Regions from separate parts of the Homo sapiens genome. Here regions 2 and 3 are each linked to region 1. A link is an interaction called in ENCODE POLR2A ChIA-PET data of the cell type or tissue named here. Cell type or tissue: OCI-LY7. All regions are shown on one strand. Region 1 overlaps LPAR5 (lysophosphatidic acid receptor 5). Region 2 overlaps P3H3 (prolyl 3-hydroxylase 3). Region 3 holds the start of PIANP (PILR alpha associated neural protein).

Evidence for each region. ChIA-PET counts read pairs that join two places held together with the same protein. Peaks named below come from ENCODE experiments on the same cell type or tissue, not always from the same donor. Only the 100,000 strongest peaks of a DNase experiment are listed, where the experiment ranks them.
Region 2: POLR2A ChIA-PET joins it to region 1 with 11 read pairs; 8 of 35 experiments call an interaction of 5 or more read pairs at or near these places.
Region 3: POLR2A ChIA-PET joins it to region 1 with 12 read pairs; 34 of 35 experiments call an interaction of 5 or more read pairs at or near these places.

The regions. Positions count from the first base shown.
Region 1 is chr12:6,623,932-6,631,931 of GRCh38, forward strand. All of the region lies in intron 1 of LPAR5 (lysophosphatidic acid receptor 5), which reads right to left. LOC105369631 (a long non-coding RNA gene) reads left to right here. Exons shown (of 4, transcript XR_007063192.1): 4 at 2,758-2,835. Among named protein-coding and RNA genes, the nearest start is that of LPAR5, 8.0 kb to the right of the region's middle. In OCI-LY7, no CTCF peak of the experiment used is centred here; DNase peaks (open chromatin) are centred at 2,940, 3,860, 7,350, 7,850 and 1 weaker place; H3K4me3 peaks cover 4,169 bases; H3K27ac peaks cover 5,522 bases.
Region 2 is chr12:6,831,744-6,839,743 of GRCh38, forward strand. P3H3 (prolyl 3-hydroxylase 3) reads left to right here. Exons shown (of 15, transcript NM_014262.5): 6 at 82-171; 7 at 1,849-1,901; 8 at 1,999-2,066; 9 at 2,182-2,306; 10 at 5,242-5,343; 11 at 5,680-5,830; 12 at 5,989-6,106; 13 at 6,215-6,290; 14 at 7,257-7,397; 15 at 7,554-8,000. The coding sequence ends at 7,718. Among named protein-coding and RNA genes, the nearest start is that of GNB3, 5.2 kb to the right of the region's middle. In OCI-LY7, CTCF peaks have their summits at 4,125 (motif pointing left) and 4,335; a DNase peak (open chromatin) is centred at 4,118; H3K4me3 peaks cover 460 bases; H3K27ac peaks cover 1,005 bases.
Region 3 is chr12:6,692,913-6,700,912 of GRCh38, forward strand. PIANP (PILR alpha associated neural protein) reads right to left here and starts at 7,903. Exons shown (of 5, transcript NM_001244014.2): 1 at 7,702-7,903; 2 at 5,133-5,192; 3 at 4,375-4,880; 4 at 3,531-3,612; 5 at 879-2,739. The coding sequence starts at 5,149. The coding sequence ends at 2,514. RefSeq lists enhancers at 3,870-3,979, 6,683-7,184. In OCI-LY7, CTCF peaks have their summits at 2,980, 5,108 (motif pointing left) and 5,312; DNase peaks (open chromatin) are centred at 2,909, 4,199, 5,119, 7,959 and 2 weaker places; H3K4me3 peaks cover 5,698 bases; H3K27ac peaks cover 6,238 bases.

The sequences.
Region 1 (8,000 bases):
CCTGGGTGACAGAGTGAGACTCCATGTCAGACAAGCAAACAAGCAAACAAAACTCCCAAATACAGAACAACATCCCAGCCTTACGCATCACATGCATCACTGCGCCTGTGAGGGCTGGATTTGTGGTCAAAGCAAACTGGGTTCAGCTTAATGGTTTGACTTCTCAGTTTCTTCATCTGTAAAATGGGAATAATAATATAATAATGCCCTCATAGGCTGATTGCATGCTAGTCTTGACCAGAGCCACATGTGAATAAATTTGACAGCACAGTCTTGCTAGGCAGGGGAAGGCCCTGTGGGTTGAGTTTTGCCAAGTGCTCCCCTAGCAGGTCTAATCCATCGCACTCCGGCCTGGGAGACAGAGTGAGAGTCCGTCTCAAAAACAACAACAACAACAACAAAGACCAAGACAGTGTTGCTTAACCGTCACCACTCTCTGTTTCCAGAAATAGAACTTTTTCATCAACCAAGCAACAACTCTGCAGTCATTAAGCAGTACTACCCACCGCACCCCATTCAGCTTCTGGTTCTAGTCTACTTTCTGTCTCAATGAATTTGCCTATTCTAGATACCTCATATGAGTGGAATCATACAATATTTGTCCTTTTGTGTCTGGTTTATTTCACTTAGCATAATGTTTCCAAGATCTATTCATGTTGTAGTATGTAAAGGAATTTCTTTTTTTTTCTTTTCCGTTTTTTTCTTTGAGACCTAGTTTCGCTCTTGTTGCGCAGGCTGGAGTGCAATGGCACGATCTCGGCTCACCGCAACCTCTGCTTCCAGGGTTCAAGCGATTCTCCTGCCTCAGCCTCCCAAGTAGCTGGGATTACAGGCATGCGCCACCACGCCTGGCTAATTTTGTATTTTTAGTAGAGACGAGGTTTCTCCCTGTTGGTCAGGCTGGTCTCGATCTCCTGACCTCAGGTGATCCACCCGGCTCGGCCTCCCAAAGTGCTGGGATTACAGATGTGAGCCACCGCACCTGGCCTGGAATTTCATTTTTATAGCTGAATAATGTATTTCATTGTATAATGTTTTGCTCATCCATTCATCTGTCAGTGAATACTTGGATTCTTTCCACCTTTTGGCTATTGTGAATAATGCCACTGTGAACATGGGTGTCTAGATGTCATCTTAGGGAGAGAAGTTGTCTGAGACCCTGAGCAATTATCCCAAGACACCGAGCTTATTACTTTCAAAAGGAACTGTTTAGGCCGGGCGTGGTGGTTCACGCTGGTAATCCCAGCACTTTGGGAGGCCGAGGCAGGCGGATCACGAGGTCAGGAGATTGAGACCATCCTGGCTAACACGGTGAAATCTCGTCTCTTTTAAAAATGCAAAAAATTAGCCGGGCGTGGTGGCAGGCGCCTGTAGTCCCAGCTACTCAGGAGGCTGAGGCAGGAGAATGGCATGAACCCGGGAGGCGGAGCTTGCAGTGAGCCGAGATTGAGCCACTGCACGCCAGCCTGGGCAACAGAGACTCCGTCTCAAAAAAAAAAAAAAAAGAGGGCCGGGCGCGGTGGCTCATGCCTGTAATCCCAGCACTTTAGGAGGCCAAGGCGGGCGGATCACAAGGTGAGGAGATCGAGACCATCCTGGCTAACATGGTGAAACCTCGTCTCTACTGAAAATACAAAAAAATTTAGCTGAGCGTGGTGGTGGGCGCCTGTAGTCCCAGTTACTCAGGAGGCTGAGACAGGAGACTGGCGGGAACCCGGGAGGCAGAATTTGCACTGAGCCGAGTTCACGCCACTGCATTCCAGCCTGGGCGACAGTGAGACTCCGTCTCAAAAAAAAAAAAAGGAACTGTTTAAATTGTTGCAAGAAAATAAGTCATAAATCTGGCTATAACAAGTTTTTTGTTTGTTTTTTGTTTTTTGTTTTTTTTGAGACAGGGTCTCACTCCGTGGTCCAGGCTGGAAAGCAGTGGCTCGATCTTGGCCCACTGCAGTCCTGAACTCCCAGATTCAAGTGATCCTCTTACCTCAGTCTCTGAGTAGTTGGACCTACAGGCGTGTGCCACCATCCCTGGCTAATTTTTAAATTTTTTGTAGATGGCCAGGGGCAGTGGCTCATGCCTGTAATCCTAGCACTTTGGGAGGCTGAGGTGGGTGGATCACTTGAGGTCAGGAGCTCGAAACCAGCCTAGCCAACATGGTGAAACCTCGTCTCTACTAAAAATACAAAAAAATAGCCAGGCATAGTGGCAGGTGCCTGTAATCCCAGCTACCCGGGAGACTGAGTCAGGAGAATCGCTTGAACCCAGGAGGCAGACAGAGGTTGCAGTGAGCTAAGATCGCGCCACTGCACTCCAGCCTGGGCAACAGAGCAAGACTCCATCTCAAAAAAAGAAAAAATTTTTTCATAGAAACGGGGTCTGACTGTGTTGCCCAGGCTGGTCTTAAACTCAGGCTCAAGCAATCCTTTTGCCCTGGGCTCTGTAAGTCCTAGGATTACAGGCATGAGCCACTGTACCTGGCCACAAGTTTTTCTTGTATTTGGTTTTGTTCTCCTTCCAACCACCACCATCAGCAGTTTGAGACTTGTAAGAGATATAGTAAAACAGTTAAAGGGAATAAAGAAATACTTCCTCTGCAAAATACCAGTCTCAACAATGAAAATAATACCAAATGAGACTTAAACATGCTGAAAAGCAAGTAAAACCAGGCTCATTTCTGATACACTCCCCTGCTCCATGCTCCTTTGCTCCATTCACACCAAACTAATACTAATTGTGGACATACCTTATGTTTTCAGGACTCTGCCTTTGTATGTGGTGTTTCTTCAACTTGGAATGCCCTGCCTCCCGTTCTCCAACTGGCAAGCCTAGTATTTTCTCAGGACTCTGCAAAGCCTTCCCTAACCGCCCCCGCAACACAAGGCGGATGTGGTACCCTCACTTGTGCCTCCGCAACAGTGCGCAGGTTTATCAGAGCTCTCCCCATGCATGGTAGTCAGCTGTTCCTGGTCTGCCCCTCCCATTAGACTGTGAACTCTTAGAGGGAGGGGCTGTGGACCATGGCTTATTCATCTTTGTGTATTCTCAGCACCTACCTCTGTAAATGTTAAAAATAATAGGTATCATTTACTGATCATCACCATATTTTAATTTCTATACATAATATCTAACATAGATACATTATTTCACTTCCTCATTGTCCAACTGAAATGTATAAAGTGGGTTATTTGAAGTGGGTTATTAAAAATAACCACTTCCAAAAGTGGTGACATAAACTCATCTTTCACACATACACATAAATATGCCTCCTTGAATCACTTGAACCCAAGAGGCGGAGGTTGCAGTGAACGAAGATCATGCCACTGCACTACAGTTTGGGCAACAGAGTGAGACTCCGTCTAAATAAAAATAAGTAAATAGACCGGGAATGGTGGCTCACGCCTGTAATCCCAGCACTTTGGGAGGCCGAGGCAGGCGTATCACGAGGCCAGGAGTTCGAGACCAGCCTGGCCAACATGGTGAAACCTCGTCTCTACTAAAAATACAAACAATTAGCCGGGCGAGGTGGCAGGTGCCTGTAATCCCAACTACTCGGGAGGCTGAGGCAGGAGAATTGCTTGAACCCAAGGGGCGGAGGTTGCAGTGAGCAGAGATCGTGCCACTGCACTCCAGCTTGAGTGACAAAAGCGAAACTCCATCTCAAAAAAATAAATAAACCTCCTTAAAATTCCCCCTTAAGTGCATACGTAAGCACTTAGTTTGCTGTTTTGAGCCCCTCAATCGTTTTATGTATATTTGTTCTATTTCCCCAACTAGATGGTAAGCTCCTAGGGTGGGAGCGCACCTTGCAGACACATTTCACTCTCTGCATTTAGCAGGTCCTGAGCGATACTCATTGGCTGCTTAACAGGAAATCCACCCTCCCCACCTCCTACACCCATCCCGCCCCCAACTACCCCCGCCCACGCTCTAATCCTGTGATAATAGCTCTTGTATCAATCTTGTCCAAATGTATAACTCAGTAAAAGACCACTTCCCTTAAAAGACCTGTTTGGAAACAGCTTGCAAACAAGATTTCAATAACAGTTTACACTATGATTACAGTATCACTTGATCATTCTTTTCTTTTTCTTTTTTCTTTTTTTTTTTGAGACAGAGTCTTGCTCTGTCGTCCGGGCTGGAGTGCAGTGGCTCAATCTGGGCTCACTGCAAGCTCTGCCTCCCGGGTTCACGCCATTCTCCTGCCTCAGCCTCCCGAGTAGCTGGGACTACAGGCACCTGCCACCTCACCCGGCTAATTTTTTGTATTTTTAGTAGAGCTGGGGTTTCACTGTATTAGCCAGGATGGTCTCTATCTCCTGACCTCGTGATCTGCCCGCCTTGGCCTCTCAAAGAGCTGGGATTACAGGCGTGAGCCACCGCGCCAGGCCCACTTGATCATTCTTAACCATTACTTGGAGAACCAGTAGATCCTTCCAATTAGAAAGCATATACTAGACACTGAATGAGTGGATGGATGATTTTCAAAGAACCTCAAGTCTGTCTTTCTTTCTTTCCTTCCTTCCTTCCTTCCTTTTCTTTTTTGAGATGGAGTTTCGCATGCTCTGTCACCCAGGCTGCAGTGAAGTGGCAGAATCTCGGCTCACTGCAACCTCCGCCTCCCGGGTTCAAGTGATTCTCCTGCTTCAGCCTCCTGAATAGCTGAGATTACAGGCGCTCACCACCACGCCCAGCTAATTTCTTTTTTTTTTTTTTTTTTGAGATGGAGTTTCACTTTTGTTGCCCAGACTGGAGTGCAATGGCACGATCTCCGCTCACCGCAACCTCTGCCTCCCAGGTTCAAGCGATTCTCCTGCCTCAGCCTCCTTAGTAGCTGGGATTACAGGCATGTGCCACCACGCCCAGCTAATTTTGTATTTTTAGTAGAGATGGGGTTTCTCCATGTTGGTCAGGCTGGTCTCGAACTCCCAACCTCAGGTGATCTGCCCGCCTCAGCCTCCAAAAAATGCTGGGATTACAGGCGTGAACCACCATGCCCGGCCAATTTCTGTATTTTTAGTAGAGAAGACTGGGTTTCACTATGTTGGCCAGGCTGGTCTCGAACTCCTGACCTCAGGTAATCCGCCTGCCTTGGCCTCCCAAAGTGCTGGGATTACACTGTGCCTGGCTGATCTCAAGTCTTTCTGTTGAAAAAGTTACAATGTACCGGGCACGGTGGCTCACGCCTGTAATCCCAGCACTTTGGGAGGCCGAGGTGGGCGGATTACCTGAGGTCAGGAGTTCGAGACCAGCCTGGCCAACATGGTGAAACCTCATCTCTACTGAAAATACAAAAATTAGCCAGGGGTGGTGGCACACGCCTGTAATCCCAGCTACTCGGGAAGCTGAGGCAGGAGAATTGCTTGAGCCCGGGAGACGGAGGTTGCAGTGAGCCGAGATCGTGCCACTGCACTCCAGCCTGGCCAACAGAGCGAGACTCTGTCTCAAAAAAAAAAAAAAAAGGGCCAAGCGCGGTGGCTTACACCTGTAATCCCAGCACTTTGGGAGGCCAAGGTGGGTGCATCATGAGGTCAGGAGACCAAGACCATCCTAGCTAACATGGTGAAAGCCCATCTCTACTAAAAATACAAAATATTAGCCGAGCTTGGTGGCACCTGCCTGTAATCCCAGCTACTCGGGAGGCTGAGGCAGGAGAATCGCTTGAACCCGGGAGGCAGAGGTTGCAGTGAGCCGAGATTGCGCCACTGCACTCCAGCCTAGATGGCAGAGTGAGACTCCGTCAAAAAAAAAAAAAAATTAAAATGTTAAATAGACCAAGATTATTAGTTGAGCGGCTACTTAAAGGTAAAGTTAGGCGAAGTGATGGCTCACACCTGTAATCCCAGCACTTTGGGAGGCTGAGGCGGGCGGATCACCTGAGGTCAGGCATTCAAAACCAGCCTGGTCAACATAGTGAAAACCCCATCTCTACTAAAAATACAAAAATTAGCCAGGCATGGTGGCGGCATCTGTAATCCCAGCTACTCGGGAGGCTGAGGCAGGAGAATCCCTTGAACCCAGGAGGCGGAAGTTGCAGTGAGCTGAGATCGCGCCACTGCACTCCAGCCTGGGTGACAAGAGTGAAACTCTGTCTCAAAAAACATAAATAAATAAATGTAAAGGTATAGCTAGGAATTTTTTAGCAAAGGAAATGGCGATGCTCTCTTGTTACTCTATTCCAAAGGGGAGAAGTTCTTGGGTTTCTTTTTTTTTTGGATACAGTCTCACTTCGTTTGGAGGCTGGAGTGCAGTATCACAATCTTGGCTCACTGCAACCTCCGCCTCCTGGGTTCAAGCAATTCTCGTGCCTCAGCCACCCAAGTAGCTGGGATCATAGCTCGCACCACCACACCTGCCTAATTTTTTGTGTTTTCAGTAGAAATGGGGTTTCACCATGTTGGTCAGGCTAGGCTGGTCTCCTGACCTCAAGTGATCTGCAGACCTCGGCTTCCCAAAGTGCTGGGTGCTGGAATTACAAGAGTGAACCACTGCACCCAGCCCATCTTTTTTTTTTTTTTTTTTTTTTTTTTTTTTTTTTTTTTTGAGACGGAGTCTCCCCGTTGCCCAGGCTGGAGTGCAGTGGTACAGTCTCAGCTCACTGCAACCTTTTCCTCCCAGGTTCAAGCAATTCTCTTGTCTCAGCCTCCTGAGTAGCTGGGACTACAGGTGCACGCCACCATGCCTGGCTAATTTTTGTATTTTTAGTAGAGACAGGTTTCACCATATTGGTCAGGCTGGTATTGAACTCCTGACCTGAGTTGATCCACCCGGCTCGGCCTCCCAAAGTGCTGAGATTATAGGCATGAGCCACCGCACCTGGCCCCAGCCCATCTTTATAAAGGATCCTGGTGGTCAAAAAGCCGCCTCTTTCTGACAGTCACACAGAACGGCCCAAGCTGAGCACTGAGAGCTGCCAGGCCCCTGGCCTGGTCCCCATCCCACACTTCTGCTTCCCGAGCCCTGGGGCTCCCTTCAGGAGCTGAATGGGCACAGTGCCAGGCCAGATGGCGAAGATGGAAAAAACTGCCAAAAAGGAGGCTAACAGGATGTGGAAGGAGGGAATCTAGGTGTTGGGGAGGGGCAGCCCAGACCCTCTCCCCCAATCCTGCCTTGAAGAAGAGGTCAGGCTGTAGGAGAGATGCAGGAATCAAAGAAATGGCAGCTGCCCCAGAAAAGAAGGAACACCAGGAAGGAGGGACATGGAGGCCCCCATAGGCTGAAGAACGTCGGCACACACTGATGTCAGGTAAGTATACCACTCATTACACGTGTGTGCACAGACACATATACACACACGCTAAGAGATGTGCACACAAGACCCCTAGTAACATAGAACTCAGTGTCTATACACATCCTGTAATAAACACGTATGTGCATAGACAACTGGGCTGGGGAGGAAGAGAAAGAAGGCCCTGCCTTAGGGACAGTATCCTTACACAGACAGAACCAGGCAGCTTCACAAGCATGGGAGATCTCAACCCCAAGGCACTGAGGAGCAAAGTGACCACGACACACACAGAGGGTCCGGGACTGCTCCTTCTATATCACCCACCCCAACACCGCTCACACACCAGAATGTGTGCAGCCACCTTCCTTCTCCCTGGGTCTCCGTCCTTCAGCTTCCCATGTACACATCCGGGGGCCAGGTTACTTACCTCCTCAGGGCCTCTGGGATCTGTCCCATTTGCCCTCTGAGCTGGGCTGGGCACTGCTCTTTGCTGAGATAAGCCAGAGGGGCAGGGCTATTTTATGCCAGAGGCAGGAAGTGAGAACAAGAGTGTAAAAGTGAGCAGGAGGTGCAATCATGATCATTCCCTCACTCTCCTCCACACACCCTGCCCTGGTATCCAGCCTCTTGGGCAAATGACGTTGAGGGGAGCTGAAGAGAAAGGACCAGGGGGCTGGGAACAATGAGAAGGGCAGGGGCAGGGGAATGCCTCCTCTTTGCCCAGTTCCTCCCCCATACCCTTCCTGTGTTGCCCACCTCCCCGCAAACACCACA
Region 2 (8,000 bases), 210 kb after region 1:
GAGCACCCAGGCAGTGCCCTAGAGCCGGCGCTTCCCTGCCTTCCTCCAGCTACCCCTCACTGCTCATCATCTCACCCTCAGGACATCCAGCGCTTCATCCTCCGATCCCTGGGGGAGAAGAGGCAGCTCTACTATGCCATGGAGCACCTGGGGACCAGCTTCAAGGATCCTGTGAGTCACTCCACTTCTGCCCATCTCACCCCTCCGCACTCCCAGGAGGGATGGCACTTTGGTTTGCAACAGAGTTTTCCATTTTTCCACCATGAGGCTTGGAGAAGAGTCTGCCATCCCAGTTTTACAGGGACGGAGACAGTGTGCCTGTAGTTAGGGCGGCTTTGGGGTCACGCAGGCCTAAATGTCAGTCCTCCTCTGCCCCAAACATCTCTGAACTTCAACTTGCCTCTGCCTCAATTTCCTTACCTGTAAGTTGGAATAATCACATCTGTTTCACAGGGCTGTTGAAACCACATCATTTGATAACAAAATATAGAAAGCTCTGTTACTGCTGCTTTTATTTCTCTTCTTGTAGTTATGAGAGGAAACTGCGGGGCGGAGGTTATCTATGGCTAGGACTAGGGCATCAAGCAGGCGTTCTCAGTCTTCCTGGCGCTACTGATATTTTGGATCTGACATTTTGGATAATTCTTTGTTGGGGCAGAGGGCAGGGCCTGTCCTATGCCTTGGAGGGTGTTCAGCAGCTTCCCTGGTCTCTACCCAGTAGAGATCAATAGCACATTGACAGCCCCTGAGTCATGGCAATCAATGTTTCCACACTTTGCCTAATGACCCCTGGGGGCAGAAGTGTCCTGCTTGAGAACGACTGGCTAAATGTGTGAACTCTGAAGCTAGTTTTTTTTATTTTTATTTTTATTTTTGGAGACAGAGTCTCACTCTGTCACCCAGGCTGGAGGGCAATGGTGCGATCTTGGCTCACTGCAACCTCCACCTCCCAGGTTCAAGCGATTCTTCTGCCTCAGCCTCCTGAGTAGCTGGGATTACAGGTGCCCGCCATCTTGCCTGGCTAATTTTTGTATTTTTAGTAGAGATGGGGTTTCACCATGTTGGCCAGGCTGGTCTTGAACTCCTGACTTCAGGTGATCCACCCGCCTCGGACCCCCAAAGATGCTGGGATTACAGGCGTGAGCCACCGGAACCCGGCCTGCAGCTAGTTTAAAACCTAACGCTGCTTTGGGAGGCCGAGGCAGGTGGATCACCAGATCAGGAGTTCAAGACCAGCCTGGCCAACATAGTGAAACCCTGTCTCTACTAAAAATACAAAAAATTAGCTGGGCGTGGTGGCGGGCGCCTATAATCCCAGCTACCTGGGATGCTGAGGCAGGAGAATCGCTTGAACCCAGGAGGCGGAGGTTGCAGTGAGCTGAGATCGCGCCATAGCACTCCAGCCTGGGCGACAGTGTGAGACTCCGTCTCAAAAAAACAAAAAACAAAAAACAACAACAAAAAACAACTAACCCTGTCATTTGTAGCTGTGTGATCTTGAGCATGTTACTTTACTTCTCTGTGTCTCAGGGCTCTCAATTACAAAATGAGCACTTTAATATTCTGTTTCATGAGACTGTTGTGAACTTTAAAGGATAAATTCCATTTCCATGAATAAAGCTCTTAGAATAGCCCCTAGCAGATAGTAAGTGCTATATGAGTTATAGTTGTACTTGTTGTTACAGTTTGATCCACTGCCCAGGGCTCCTGACATTGAGTCCCGGGCTTTTCCTACCTCCGTCTTCCTCTCTGGAAACAGAAGAAACTTAATGAGATATTTCAGCTCTAATGTCAGGGATTCCAGGGGCTGACCTTGGTGGGTGATGATGCTTTTCTGGACTGTCGCAGGACCCCTGGACCCCTGCAGCTCTCATCCCTGAGGCACTTAGAGAAAAGCTCAGGTAGGATATGCCCCATGGTGGGAGGGGCTTGGCCCGAGCTGGGAGGCTGGGTCTGGACTGTCCTGGGCACCCACTGAGCGCATCTCTCACCCCTGAGAGAGGATCAAGAGAAGAGGCCTTGGGACCATGAGCCCGTGAAGCCAAAGCCCTTGACCTACTGGAAGGGTGAGTTCCTGGGAGGGAGAAGGCAGGAGCCTGGAGGGTCTGGGGGCTGCCAGCTACTGCTCTGCCTGCCCTTAGGGGATGCTCAGCCCCCTCTGCTCTGTCTTTTCCCTGGCAGATGTCCTTCTCCTGGAGGGTGTGACCTTGACCCAGGATTCCAGGCAGCTGAATGGGTCGGAGCGGGCGGTGTTGGATGGGCTGCTCACCCCAGCCGAGTGTGGGGTGCTGCTGCAGCTGGCTAAGGTAGGAAGACCTGCAAGCTCATCAGCTCGTTCAAGACTCTTGGATACAATCACCTGTTCCCTTGCTCTTGGCCTGCCCCCTTCATTCTGCCTGTCCTGATTATCCAACCGGGACTGTGCTTACCACTGCCTCTCAGCTGTGGATAAGTTCCGTCTCGTCTTAATTTAGCTGACATAGGTGGATGTTCTTTACAAATGAATTTTGCTAGAAATTGATAGGAAGAACAAAACAAAAAACATGAAGGCATAAAAATGGATGAGTGTGCAGGTAAGGATTGCTTGGTTAGCCAAGAGTTTAGTTACTGGCTTGGCTGATGGCTCAGCAGACACGCAGGCCTTTCTTTCCCTCCTAGTTTAGGTTGAATGACTCATACTCACCAGGTTGAGGCTACCATTTTATGAAGCTTCAACCCTTATCTTAGGTTAGTGCTCATTCAGTAATATACTCACTGAGTAGCTGCTATACACTAGAAACTGCTAGGTTCTAGGGAGAGGAAGATGATTATAGACTCTGCCCTTTGGGAGCTCAAGTGTAGAGGTGGAAACAGACAAGGAAATACATAATATAAGCAGGTGGTAAGTTTGGTAAAAGAAGTATGTTTTTGGGCTGGGTATGGTGGCTCATGCCTGTAATCCCAGCAATTTGGGAGGCCGAGGTGGGTGGATCACCTGAGGCTGGGAGTTCGAGACCAGCCTGACCAACATGGAGAAACCCTGTCTCTAATAAAAATACAAAAAAGTTAGCCAGGCGTGGTGGCACATGCCTGTAATCCCAGGTACTCGGGAGGCTGAGGCAGGAGAAGCGCCTGAACCCGGGAGGCGGAGGTTGTGGTGAGCTGATCTCGTGCCATTGCACTCCAGCGTGGGCAACAAGAGCGAAACTCCATCTCAAAAAAAAAAAAAAAAAGTATGTCAAATAGAAGCACTGAAATGCAGTTATAGAAGGCTTGCTGGAGAGGTGGTATTTGAGCTCAGTCTTAAGGATGAGTTAGTCAGGCGATTGGGGGTGGAATCAGTCTAAGAGGGAGAAGAGCATGGTGCATTCTGGGAACTGCAGTCAAGCACAGGGGTGAGAGCAGGGCCAGCTCCATAGTCATTACCTGTGTGATCTTGGGCAATTTATTTTAACATCTCTGAGCCTAATTTGCTCATCTATAAAATGAGGATAATAATAGTGTTTTTGTCATAGTGTCGTTGTGAGGATTAAATGAGTTAGCACATGATAAAGCTCTTAGAACACAGAATCATCACTGGCTGGGTGTGGTGGCTCATGCCTGTAATCCCAGCACTTTAGGAGGTCAAGGCAGGTGGATCACTTGAGGTCAGGAGTTCAAGACCAGCCTGGCCAACATGGTGAAACCCGGTCTTTACTAAAAATACAAAAAAATTAGTGGGCATTGTGGCAGGTGCCAGTAATCCCAACTACTGGGGAGGCTGAGGCAGGAGAATCGCTTGGACCCAGGAGGCGGAGGTCGCAGTGAGCCGAGATCGCACCATTGCAGTCCAGCCTGGGCAACAAGATCAAAACTCCGCCTCGAAAAATAAATTTTTTTAAATAATTAATTAATTAATTAATTAATTAAAAAAGAACATAGAATCATCAGGGTGTATGTTACCAAGAGACAGTATAGGGAAAGAGGGAGAGAGCCCACACATGAAGGCCGAGGGACAGTGAGTGTCTTCTGTGGCCTCCCAAGGAGTTTGGGCTTTATCTGTGTATGGTAGACAGCTGTTGCAGGATTTTAGGACGGTTGACTTTTGCATTCCTGTAGTACCTGGAATCAGGTGCAGGGTCTGGAGTCACCTGTAGGAGTGGTAGAGCCCTCTAGTGGCAGTCTGTAGAATGCAGTGGGAGAAAGACCCGGAAAAGGGGAGTAATTGACGAATGCCACCGTTGGCTGGCGAGGTGGCTCACACCTGTAATCCCAGCACTTTGGGAGGCTGAGGCAGGCGAATGGCTTGAGCCCAGGAGTTCCAGGCCAGCCTGAGCAACGTGGTAAAACCCCGTCTCTACAAAAATACAAAAAATTAGCTGGGCCTATGCGCCTATATGTTCCCACCTACTTGGGAGGCTGAGGTGGGAGGACCTCTGGAGCCTGGGAGGTGGAGATTGCAGTGAGCTATGATGGCGCCACTGCACTCCAGCCTGGGCGATAGAGCAAGACCCCGTCTCAAAAACAAAAAATGAAAAAAAAAAAAAACCCCAGGTTAGACGGCTTGGGTGACTAGGTGTCTCTCAGAAGTGAGATTTGTATGCAGGCGTAACTAGATAGTGGTGCTTAAACAAATTCAAAAAGTAGACAAAAAACGGGTGTCAGAAAAGCGAATAATTCCAGTGTAGACATCCAGATATTAGGAGACCCCCAGGTAGTGAGAGTGGTCGCGGAGGTGGCTGGGTAGTTGTGACTCAGTATCAAGGAGTGGGGGAGCCACGGAGTCCACAGTTTCTCCGAGAGCATGTCAGGTGGGAAGAGGTCAGAGAGGGATAGCCCGCTGATGCTGTCTCCCTACCGCCAGTCTGGCCTAACTGTGGAACTTCCTCTTAGGGTCCTGTTTCCAGAGGGACTCCTCTATTCTTGGCTCATCGGGGATTAATGATCAAGCCCTTCCTGCCTAGTTCCCAGCTCTGCCCCACTTTTCCAGCTGTCCCTACCCTCTCAGAGGCCCCCTTACTGCTGTAGGAAGCTCTCCCGAGTTCTCTCCACAGTCCCCTTAGTAAGCGGGATTCCAGCCCGTACCAGAGAGGGACAATCGGACAGCCGTGGCGGTGGGCACTCTCTGGGAAAGAGCAGCAGCTCAGGAAGACGAGCCACAACAGAACTGTGGGAGCATCTAGCTTCTTCTGGAGAGCGGGAGGGCCGGAGGGAGGGTCTTGCAGCCCTGCAGACAGTGAGGGGCTGGGGGAGTGACTCCACGGTAAACTCCTTCCTATTTAGGATGCAGCTGGGGCTGGAGCCAGGTCTGGCTATCGTGGTCGCCGCTCCCCTCACACCCCCCATGAACGCTTCGAGGGGCTCACGGTGCTTAAGGCTGCGCAGGTGAGCACAGGAGGCACCCGGGCCCGTCTGATGCCCAGACCTGGAGGAGAGGCTGTGCAGGAAGCCGGGCCCCAGGGCCTGGGCTTTTGTGAAGGAGCTTTCTTGGGACCGAGACTACCTGATAGGACCCAGCGTGGAGAAAAGGGATGTTCTGAGAGCTGGGGCCGGGGTTGTTGTCATGGAGAGAGAAGGAGCAGTTTGGGCTGATGGACAGAGCTGGATGCTGACAGACTCCAAACCCATGGGTGGAGAGCGGCAGAGTTGGGCAGGGGCTAGGGCCGAGACCACCCTCCCCTTGCCTTCCTCCTTTTCTGCCCTGCCTTTCACTGCCTGCAGCTGGCCCGGGCTGGGACAGTGGGCAGTCAGGGTGCTAAGCTGCTTCTGGAGGTGAGCGAGCGGGTGCGGACCTTGACCCAGGCCTACTTCTCCCCGGAACGGCCCCTGCATCTGTCCTTCACCCACCTGGTGTGCCGCAGCGCCATAGAAGGTACGACAGGGACCCCCCACTGCTCTTCTCCAACCTCAGGCCCTGCCCCCAGGACACTGCCCCCAAGAGCCCCGGGGTGGACGTGCACGGCCTGAGCCCACAGGGTGGCAGATGGGCACAGGGGCACAGAGGTACCCCCAGACCCCTTTGTGTCCTAGGAGAGCAAGAGCAGCGCATGGACCTGAGTCACCCAGTGCACGCAGACAACTGCGTCCTGGACCCTGACACGGGAGAGTGCTGGCGGGAGCCCCCAGCCTACACCTATCGGGACTACAGGTGGGCAGCCCCTCTAGTGGTCAGGCAGGTGGGCAGACAAAGGTCATCCCACTGCCGGCCTGGGCCTGGGTTGGGGTCTCACTGCCTCTTGCTTTTTTCCCTCCCCAGCGGACTCCTCTACCTCAACGATGACTTCCAGGGTGGGGACCTGTTCTTCACGGAGCCCAACGCCCTCACTGTCACGGTGCGTGGAGTGGGGGGTGTGACGGTGTGACAAAGGGCCCAGCTGTGGGGTCAGGATTCAAAACAGAAGGCTCCAGAGGCAAATGCAGGGAAATGGCCAGGGCTTTTAACCCTTTCACTTCCCCGCCTCCGCAGCCCTCCCGCTGCTTCCTCCGTAGCAAGGTCTCTAAGTGGCCGAATCAACCCTACCATCAGTATTTGTCTCGCCTCCTAAAGAAGGGTGAATGAAGCACAGCTTGCAGGTGCCTCCAGGACTCCATGGCCCTATTCTAGGGATTTGGGGAACTTGAAATAGTCCTTCCTCTTTGCAGCGAGGTGAGCACAGTGGCTGGCGCACAGATACCAGGGCCGCCTTGACTGGGGCTCGGATTCTGAACCTTTCTGAGGTTTAGTTTCCTAGACTGGGGTGATAATAATAGTACGTATTTTAAAGGGTCATTGTAGGAAGTAATTTAGGTAATGTACCTAAAAGAATGAGGCAGCGCCTGGTAATGATAAGCAATTAATGAATGTTAGGTGGGAAATTTCCGGACACCAGGGGCTAGGATTGGGTAGGAGGAGAGGGGCAGTGATTGTTCATCTGGGTGTGGGGTGTGAAAATGGTTCCAATATCTGTATCCCCTTCTGCATAGAGTCTGGTACTGCATGCACAGCCCCAGATTGCTTCAAGCCCTGGATTCAAAGGGCTGAGTGGGAAAAATCAGGGTACCAGGGGTCAGGAACCAACAGGAGACCATCCGTGGAGACCCCTTTTTCCTTTGGTTCCCAACTCCTCTTGCATTTTTGCTCTGCAAGTTGAAGCTGATTTCTCATTTGCCCCAAGCTAGTCCCTGAATTAAGGAGTAGGAAGTGGTAGCGAGAGAGCTGATCCTCTCTGTGCCCCTGTCCCCATCCTGCTCTAGGGAGTGAGGGCCAAGTTCTCTGAGAGAGCCAATCCCTGGAGCTGAACCTGCCCTCATCCCTCCAGGCTCGGGTGCGTCCTCGCTGTGGGCGCCTTGTGGCCTTCAGCTCCGGTGTCGAGAATCCCCATGGGGTGTGGGCCGTGACTCGGGGACGGCGCTGTGCCCTGGCACTGTGGCACACGTGGGCACCTGAGCACAGGGAGCAGGTAAGGAGCGGGGTAGGAAGGGATGTGGTTCTCCTGGTGCGTGAAGGGTGGGCAAGGAGCCCCCGAGAAGGCTCACAGTCGGTGAGGGTCAGGGGCTGAGCTGACCCAGGGAAGGTGGGTGCAGGGAATGGGCCACACTCTCCTCCCCAACCCCAGGAGTGGATAGAAGCCAAAGAACTGCTGCAGGAGTCACAGGAGGAGGAGGAAGAGGAAGAGGAAGAAATGCCCAGCAAAGACCCTTCCCCAGAGCCCCCTAGCCGCAGGCACCAGAGGGTCCAAGACAAGACTGGAAGGGCACCTCGGGTTCGGGAGGAGCTGTGAGTGGCTGAGCCAGCTCCTTGAGGATGTGGCCACTTGACTTGTGGAAGGCCATCTTGATGCCAGGACACACAGGAAGCCCCTGTGTGACATCAGGAGCAGAACAGCAAGCTCTCTGTCCCTGCACCCCCACCATCTTGGGGACCTACAAGGGCCTGGACTCAGAGGACAGTGCACAGGCTAGCCTGGAGCTCACCAGGCCTGGGGAGCTGGGACGGGGCCCCGCTGCCGGACCTGCAGCCCTGGACAGATGGGGAACACTGTGCCTCCCTGAACAGAAATGGC
Region 3 (8,000 bases), 69 kb after region 1:
ATGGGGGCATATCCAGTCCAGAGCAGCCCAGGCCACCCTTTTGTACACTACATCATCCCTATCCTCCCTGGGGCCACCGCATTTCCAGGGAGCAAGTGGGGCACAGATTGGGGGAGGGGGGATAGATGGGACCTGGGTGGTTACCATAGCAATAGAGCCTAGCAACAGCTGAGAGGCTGATGTGTGGGTTTTCACAGGGCTGTTACAAGAGCCAAACCTAGAAATTGGGGACTGAGAGGTGACTGATCCCAGCTGGGCAGCCTGCATTCCCTCCCCAAAAACACCCCTTGATCCCACCCCCACACCCCTGCAGTGCCTCTCTCTGAGAGGGCAGAGTAGGGAAAGCTAACGAGTTAACCACAGGGCTTCTGATTCTGCACAGCTTTTGGGGGGCAGCTGTGGGTGGGGGCAGGTTAGGGAGCAAAGCTGAAAATAAACCAAGCAGGGCAGCTTCTTTCGGATGGCTGGCTCCCTCTCATCTTTTCTCCATTGCTCCATTTTTCTCTTCTCCTTTCCCCCTTCTCCCTCCGTCTGTCTTATCAGGTCTCTCTTCCGCCTTGATCCACCTCCTATCCTTCCATGTAACTTTCCTTTTCTTCTGTCTCCCTTTTTTTGGTCTCTCTTGACCCTCCCTGGCAAGGAATAAGTGAGCCACGATTTCTATTCTAGTTTCTCTCTTGTACCACTGCTCCTCGTCAGGATGGCTCCCTTCCATTTTGTCCCAAGTTAAAGCCCCAGTTGGCCCCCAGCTCCAGGTCAGAGGAGGGCAGGTGACTTAGGTCTAGAGGGGGTCCCCACCTCATCCTGTGCCTCCTCCTAGCTGCCCACCCCTCTCCTCCTCTCTACGGGGGTCAGAAGGCAGAACCAGGGGACTCGAGTATCTTGCAAAGGCTTTATTTGAAAATTTTGAAACTTACATCCCACAGTAATTCAAGATGATCACCACAAGAAGAAGAAAGAGATAATACAAAAATATATATCACAGCCTAGGAGCCAGGGAAGAAGGGAAGGAGGAAGGTGGAAAAACCAGTGAGAAGGAGGGAAGAACCTGAGGAGGGGGAAAGGGCAGGGAAGCAAAAGGAAGGAGAGTGGAAGGAAGGAGGGAGGAAAGGAGGGGACAGGAGGGAGTCCGGGAAGGGAAGGGTAGACTTGGAGGCAGAGCTCCCGATGGCCTTGAACCAGCTGACTCCGGTCCCTGGCAGCCTAGGTGGAGTTAGGGAGGCCCAAAGGGAGGCTGGGAAGGGAGGACTGGCTCAGGGGGCTCTGAAGTCCAGAGAATGGCACACACACAGACAGCCAGGACAGACAAGACAAAAGGGACTGTAGGAGAAAGGGAAGGGCAAATGGGAGTCCCTTTCTCATGTAGTGCAGCAGGCGACTCCCCAAAACCCATCTGTCAGAAAACAGATTTTAGCAGTGGGCTGGGGGTGAAGTCTGGGGCCTCACTACCCCATTCCCAAGGGGGAGCCCTCAGGGTGATGCCGGCATCCTTGGAGTAGGATGGGGAGACAGAGAAACAAATGGTGTGGAATGGGACGAGACCATGACCGATGAGGGCCCAAGGAGCCCCCAGCTCACCTCCCACCCACCTCTGGAGCAGCACGCAGGGGCTGCGGAAACGAGGTGGGTGGGTGTTCATGAGGGAGAGAGTGAGCACGCCGCACACCACCACAACATCAGGCCGGGAAACGCACATGAGAGGTAAAGTGTGCAGGAAACGCTGACCACTGAGTGAGCTGAGCACAGAATGTGGGAAGGAGAGAGTGCAAATGTGAGACGAGAGAACATGAGAGTCAGCTGAGCGGAGCGGTATGGACGGGGAGAGGGTGCAGGAGCGTGTGCAAATGGCCTGTGAAGGTGGAGGTGAGTGTGCAAGGCTTTCATGTGAGTGCACAAGGGTGGGGACAGGGACCCGAAGTCACAGATATGTGAGGCCCCCACCTGCAGGAGGGCGAGCAGATAGGATTGCCCGTGGGGCTGGGGAGTGTTCCGGGTGGTGTGCAAGGGGCAGGAGCCAGGAGCCCCTGTGGCCCCAGCTCCCCACAGCTGCCCCACCCTCAGTGGGATGGGGGCTGTGCCGGCCCCTTGGCCTCCTGCTTGGCTGCACCCCAACATTGGGGGCATCACAGATTCACCAGGGGAATCCTGAGAGGAAGAGGGAAAGGGCACAGTCAGGAACCAAGGGGTAGGCCAGAATAGAAGGGGAAGTTCAAGACAAAGAGGGGGAATCAAGGTTAAGAGGGCAGAGTTGTCTTAGACAAGGTGGCATGAGAAAAAACCAAAGAGGGCAGAGTTGGAGTTATGGGCAGCAGAGAATAGGACACAGATCCTGAGAGACTGGGAGAAGGAAGGGTGCCTCCCAGAGAGGAGCTGGTCCAGCCCCCTTGGGAGGGCCAGGGGCTGTGGGAGGCCACGCCTGCCTCCTCACTACCCATCCAGAGGGCACCCCCACCCCAGCTCTGAAGACCTAAGTTGCCTTCCCTCTTTGCCCTCCCATCCCATTGCCCCTGCCCTCACCGGTTCAACTGGAAGGCTGGAGCCCCCTTGGGGTGGGGCATCCCAGGCCGGGGTCCCCCTCGGGGCTCCTCATGGTCAGGGGTGGGGGTAGGTGAGTCCCCGAAGGCCCCCAGCACAGTGACTCCAGCCGGGGACAGGTCTGTCAGTGGCTGCTGGCTCTCCTCCTGCCTCAGGGCACCTTGCTGCCCTGAGGGTCTGCGTCGCTTCTGGCTGCGGTCCCAGCTGGGGTACCAGAGGAAAAGAGGTTCTCTTGCACACTCAAGTAGCCCCCATCCTGGGCCTGCACCAGTGGTCACCCCCAGCCTCGCCCAGTCACTCCCAACATCTTATAGCAGAGAAACTGGCCTTTAACAGTTCTCTCTACTAAATCCCCTGGGACTCTGTGCCCATAAAGCCACTTCCCCTGCCCTCTAGGGGAGCTTGGTAATCTAAACCTCCTTACCCTCCAAACCTGATCCAGATCGACAAAATTAATATCCCCTCCCCACCACCACAATGTCCTCTCCCCTACATGCCCAGAAGAGTCATTTCTGTCTTCAGCAGACAACTGGCAGGTTTAGTTCTAGTTCAAAGCAAGCTGATGACTTGGACACCTGAGTCTAATGATTCTCTCAGTAAAGTGTGAAGGACTGAGTGATCCATTATTAAATGTGTGCAAAGAAAGCTCCAGGTTTTCTTGCTCCCCCCAGGCAACCCTAAGAAGGGCTCTGCAGACTGGGTCAGCTTTCTCTGTCTTGGAGGAAGTAGGGGCAGGGGAGGCTCACCAGGAATGCACAGGAATAATTCCCCTGCCCTCCCTTATCCTTGTATTTCCCTGGGAGACAGAATCTGCCCTGATTTCTCACCGTCTTCCCCCAGCCAAATCCTTAATTATCTTTTCCCAAGGTCTTGCCTTCATCCAGCATTTCCCACCCACCCCCCAGCAAAATTGCTGCCACTGCCCCTCGTGGTTAGAGCCTCGACTGCCAAACATTCCGTCCCCATCCACCAGCACCTTCCTCCTCCCAGCTTACCAGAACTTGAAGATGATGCCAGTGGCCACGAGAACAATGATGATGGAGATGGTAATTGTGACATAGAGCTGGGGGTCCACACCTGATTGGGGTGGGAAGAAAGTTTTAGGGAGCCCCGAGGTGGTAGGAGCCAAGAGGGGCTGGGGGCTGGGCTGTGGGCTCTGTCGGCTGGAGTGGCATTGCTGTGTGGATCCACACTGCCGGCTCTGTCTGCCCCTCTGGAGCCTCACTCTTTATTATCACCAGCATTCCCCTGAGTTTTCAGCTCTTTTCCTCCACTTTCCCAAATGTATTTCACCAAATCTTATGTGTATATGTGATGAGGATGAGGCCCCATGATCAGCGAGAACCTATCACTATGCCTGGAAACTAAGGGGTGGAGATGTCCTAGTCTCTGCCATGGCCCAACTCCCAAACCACAGGCCCTGTTCCTCCATCAGCACTCCCTGAGCCAAGACATCTCCCGGGTAGTGCCCTTCATTCATGGCATTCTCTGCCCAGAATACTCCCACTCTCTTTTCAAGGGCCAGCTCAAATGTCAGTTCTCTGAAGGTGTCCTGATCCCCAAGCAGGAGGAGACTCTCACTTCTCTTTTTTTGTAAATCATGCTGCACATGCCTCTATTAAAGCATTTATTACGATGACTCCTCTCCAAGTCCTTTCATGTCTGTCTGCTCCAGTGGACCTGAACTCCGAGAGGGTGTCTTTATCTCTGCATCCTGTGCCAGTATAGTGCCTGACACATTTGTTGAAGGAGCTAACAGACAAGGCCTCTATTTCTGCCCCTTGGTGTCTTCACCCAGCCTCCCCATCCGTCATATCCCTCCCAGCCTTTCCCACTCACCTTCCCCACGGCCCCCGAACAGGAATGGCCGCAGGGTGGCAGGTGCCTCTCCAAGGATAAGCCCATCTCCATCACCTCGCATGGAGTCTGAGTTGGGGTGTGGGGTTGCGAGCCCATGAGGGGCTGCAAAACCATAGTCCAGAAATCCGGGATTGGCAGAGTTGGGGTCCCCTCCATCCTCTCGAGACACGGTGGGACCCCACACGATAGCCCAGGGGTATTGGGATGAGGGCGGCCCCTCCTCAAAGCCTGATGGGGTGGCTGGGGGTGCAGTGCCAGGCAGGACTTGCCGACGTGATCTTGGGACCCGAGGAGATCGGCTTGGTGGAGGTGCTCGCTCCCACACGCACACATGACGTGGGGCCGAGGGGCCTCCCCTGGCACACGGGGGGCGGGCTGGGGCTGGTGGGGTTCGAGGGGAGGATGAAGAGCCCTGAGCAGGCGGTGGGAGGGGCAGCAACAGCAGTGGCCAGAGAGGGAGGAGGTGGGACAGCAGCAGCGCAGGCCTGCAAGAAGGGAGAGAGCGTGGCTGAGACACAGGCCTACTGTGGGCCTATGTGAGGGAGGGACAGGTTCACACCAGAAACCTCCAGGTTTCCCTGTGAAAGCAGGTGGGCCTTGGGAAGACTCGCCTCATTTCCCATCTTCCAAAGGAGGATGGCCCTCAGGATGGGAAGGCTCTGGATGGGTCTAGGAAGGAAGGAGTCATGGCCCCAGGGAATGTGGTCTCCAGGCTCCCTCTGCTGGGCCAAACTTACCACATCCTGGACTCCATGTCTGAGGTCTTCCTCAGCTGTGACCCAGATTTTCAGCCTTTACTGGGAGAAAAAGGGGGCCGTCACACCCCAGCCCTGCCCTGTGTACTTCCCCAGCTAATTCATCCACCAATTCTACCCGCATCTGCCCTCCCAGGCCACCCAGCTGCCAGCTATGCGGCTGCACCCAGGATTCACTGGTTGTTAGCATCCTTTTGGGGGAAAAACTCCAGCGTGGTTGCCTGACCAGACTCCAGCCCCATCTACAACTTCTCAGGTCCCTGTTACCTCTCCACCCCAGGGTCTACTCTGGCTTCTCTGATTTCCCTTCTTCTCACTTCCTCTGCCCACAGCTCCAGGCTTTTCTTGGATCTTAATTTAGAGCCAAGAACCTTGTGATTCCTTGAGCACCTACCGCTAGGGAGGGAGTCTGAGGGTAGGGGGAGGGATGGGGAAGTCAATCTGAGCAAGCCAGTGAGTGTGTGTACGTGCAGGGGGGCCCTTCCAGCCCTCCCAGCCCTCCCACCCCTCTGGCAGTGCCAGGCATTTGTCTTATGATTAGCCCCAGGAGTCTGCATCTTCAGGAGAAAGGAATGAAGAGCTGGAGGGATGGAAGGAAAGAGACAGAAAGAGAGAGGTGAGTGGGAGAAAAACTACAGAATATAATTTTTGCTCTTAATGTTTAATCATCCAAGTGCATAGGTGCCCTCTGAAGGGAGGTGGAGTCAGGAAGAAACCACCCCCTCAAATGTGGCTCTCCTGGGTAAAGAATCCTGGGAAAATCGGGATGGTTGGTTTTGAAAGAGAAAGGGTGTGTTCTCAGAGCTGAGGGTGGTGGATCCAGGAGGGGCAGGCTCCCCAGAGGGAGTGAAGATAGGATACCCGTTTCCTGTGGATTCTGGGTCTAAATCTGCCCAATGGGCCAGACGCAGTGGCTCACGCCTGTAATCCTAGCACTTTGGGAAGCCAAGGCGGGTGGATCACCTGAGATCAGGAGTTCGAGACTAGCTTGGCCAACATAGTGAAACCCCGTGTCTACTAAAAATACAAAAATTAGCCGGGGGTAGTGGTGGGCGCCTGCAATCCCAGCTATTCAGAGGGCTGAGGCAGAAGAATCCCTTGAACCTGGGAGGCGGAGGTTGCAGTGAGCTGAGATCACACCATTGCACTCCAGTCTGGGCAACAAGAGCGAGACTCCGACTCAAAAAATAAAATAAATAAATCTGCCCATTGAATCTTCCCAGAGAACAACAAGGGAACAAGATGGGAAAGTCACGGGAAGGGCGTGGGGAAGCAGGCAGTGGGAGAGATGGGAAGGGGTGAAGGGCTGGGAGATGGAAGGCTGGTTAAGAGTGAGAGAGGAGAAATGTGAAGAGGAAGCTGGCCTGGAGTGCAGGGTGAGAGAGAGCAGGCAGTCCTGAAAAAGAGAGAACTGGGAAGAGAGGAGGAGAGTGGGTACAGAAGACTCGAACTGTGGAGGATGCCGAAGGGAGGAAAGGATGAGAGAAAAGGTCAGGGAGGGGAAACGGAGAGGATGAAGGGGTCACAGGTGCAGGGGAAGAAGGGGCAGGAGGAGAAGGAGAGAGCGGTCCAGGCAGGACAGCCAGAGGAGTGGAGAGTAAGGGGATGGGAGAAAAGGGGGGAAAGCCCAGGATGGGGAGAAAGGAAGTGGGGAAGGAGAGAACATAAATGCTTAAGGAAAAATGACACGAGGAACGGGCTGGGAAGCAGAGGCGGGAGCAGCAAAGATGGAGGAGTTCGGAATTGCTCCCCCAAATGTAAAGGGATGTGGAGATACCGAAAGACATAGGGATGGGGGCATGGTGGGAAGAAGGGAGAGAGAGGGGAAAGGAAGAAAGCTAGAGGGAGGGAGCGAGGCGTGTAGAGCGAACCAGTGAAGCGGAGAAGGGCTCCCAGGGCGCATCTGTGGCCAGCTGACTCTAGGACTATCGCCCCTCCGCCTGTGCATCCCCACCCCCAGCCAGCGCCAACCCAGTCCCTGGGCCCCGCACAGCTTCAGCCGCCCCCTCCAGGAAGCCCGCAGTCCCCGGGCTGGCGCGCCACCCCCACCCCTCTCCCAGCTTCTCACCGACCTGTTGTGCGCAGGAGACGAGCTGGGGGTGGGGCAGGAGCCTCGGGGTGCGGGAGCCGGGCCCCAGCCCCAGCGTGGCCCCCATCCCACCCATCCCGCAGGCCCGCACTCCCCGCACAGGGCTGGAGAGCGGCGAGAGTGGGGGGAGACGAGGAAAAGGAGGTCGGCGAAGGGACCCCGAGGCAGGGAGTGCCGAGAGCGGACTGGGGACCCGAAGCAGGAGACTGCGCGGAGCCGCCCGCCGAGCCGAGGCGGGATGGAGGCAGCCGCGGGGACGGGGACGGCTGCGCCAGGGAGGGCGGGAGCGAGCCAGGACCGCGGAGGGATGGAGAGCCCTTCGGGGAAGGGGCGCTGGGAGGCTGGAGGCCTTGTCCCGGGCGAGGGACCGCGTCGGGAGGGGCAGGAGGCGCAGGGCGCGGAGCCGGGAAGGGCAGGGCCGGGCTCCCCGCGGGTGGGGGCGTGGGGGTCCCTCTCACTCACCTGCATGCTTGGCGCGGCGGCGCGACGACTGCGGGCGCTCGGGACTGAGCGGGGCTGGGGGGTCGCAGGAGCGGGCGGGGTGCGGGGCATGGTGGGGAGGTTTGGCCCGCGGCAGGGCGCTGGAGCGGGTGGGGGGCGGGCGCCTGGGGCGCGGGGCGGCGGCGGTGGGAGATGCTCGCCTCGGCTCGGCTCGGCTCGGCTCGGCTGGGCTCGGCGCGGCGGCTGGGACCGCTCCGTCTCCGTCTCCGCCTCCCCCCCGCGCCGGAGGCCACGCACGGTTTAACCCTCCTGCTGCCGCG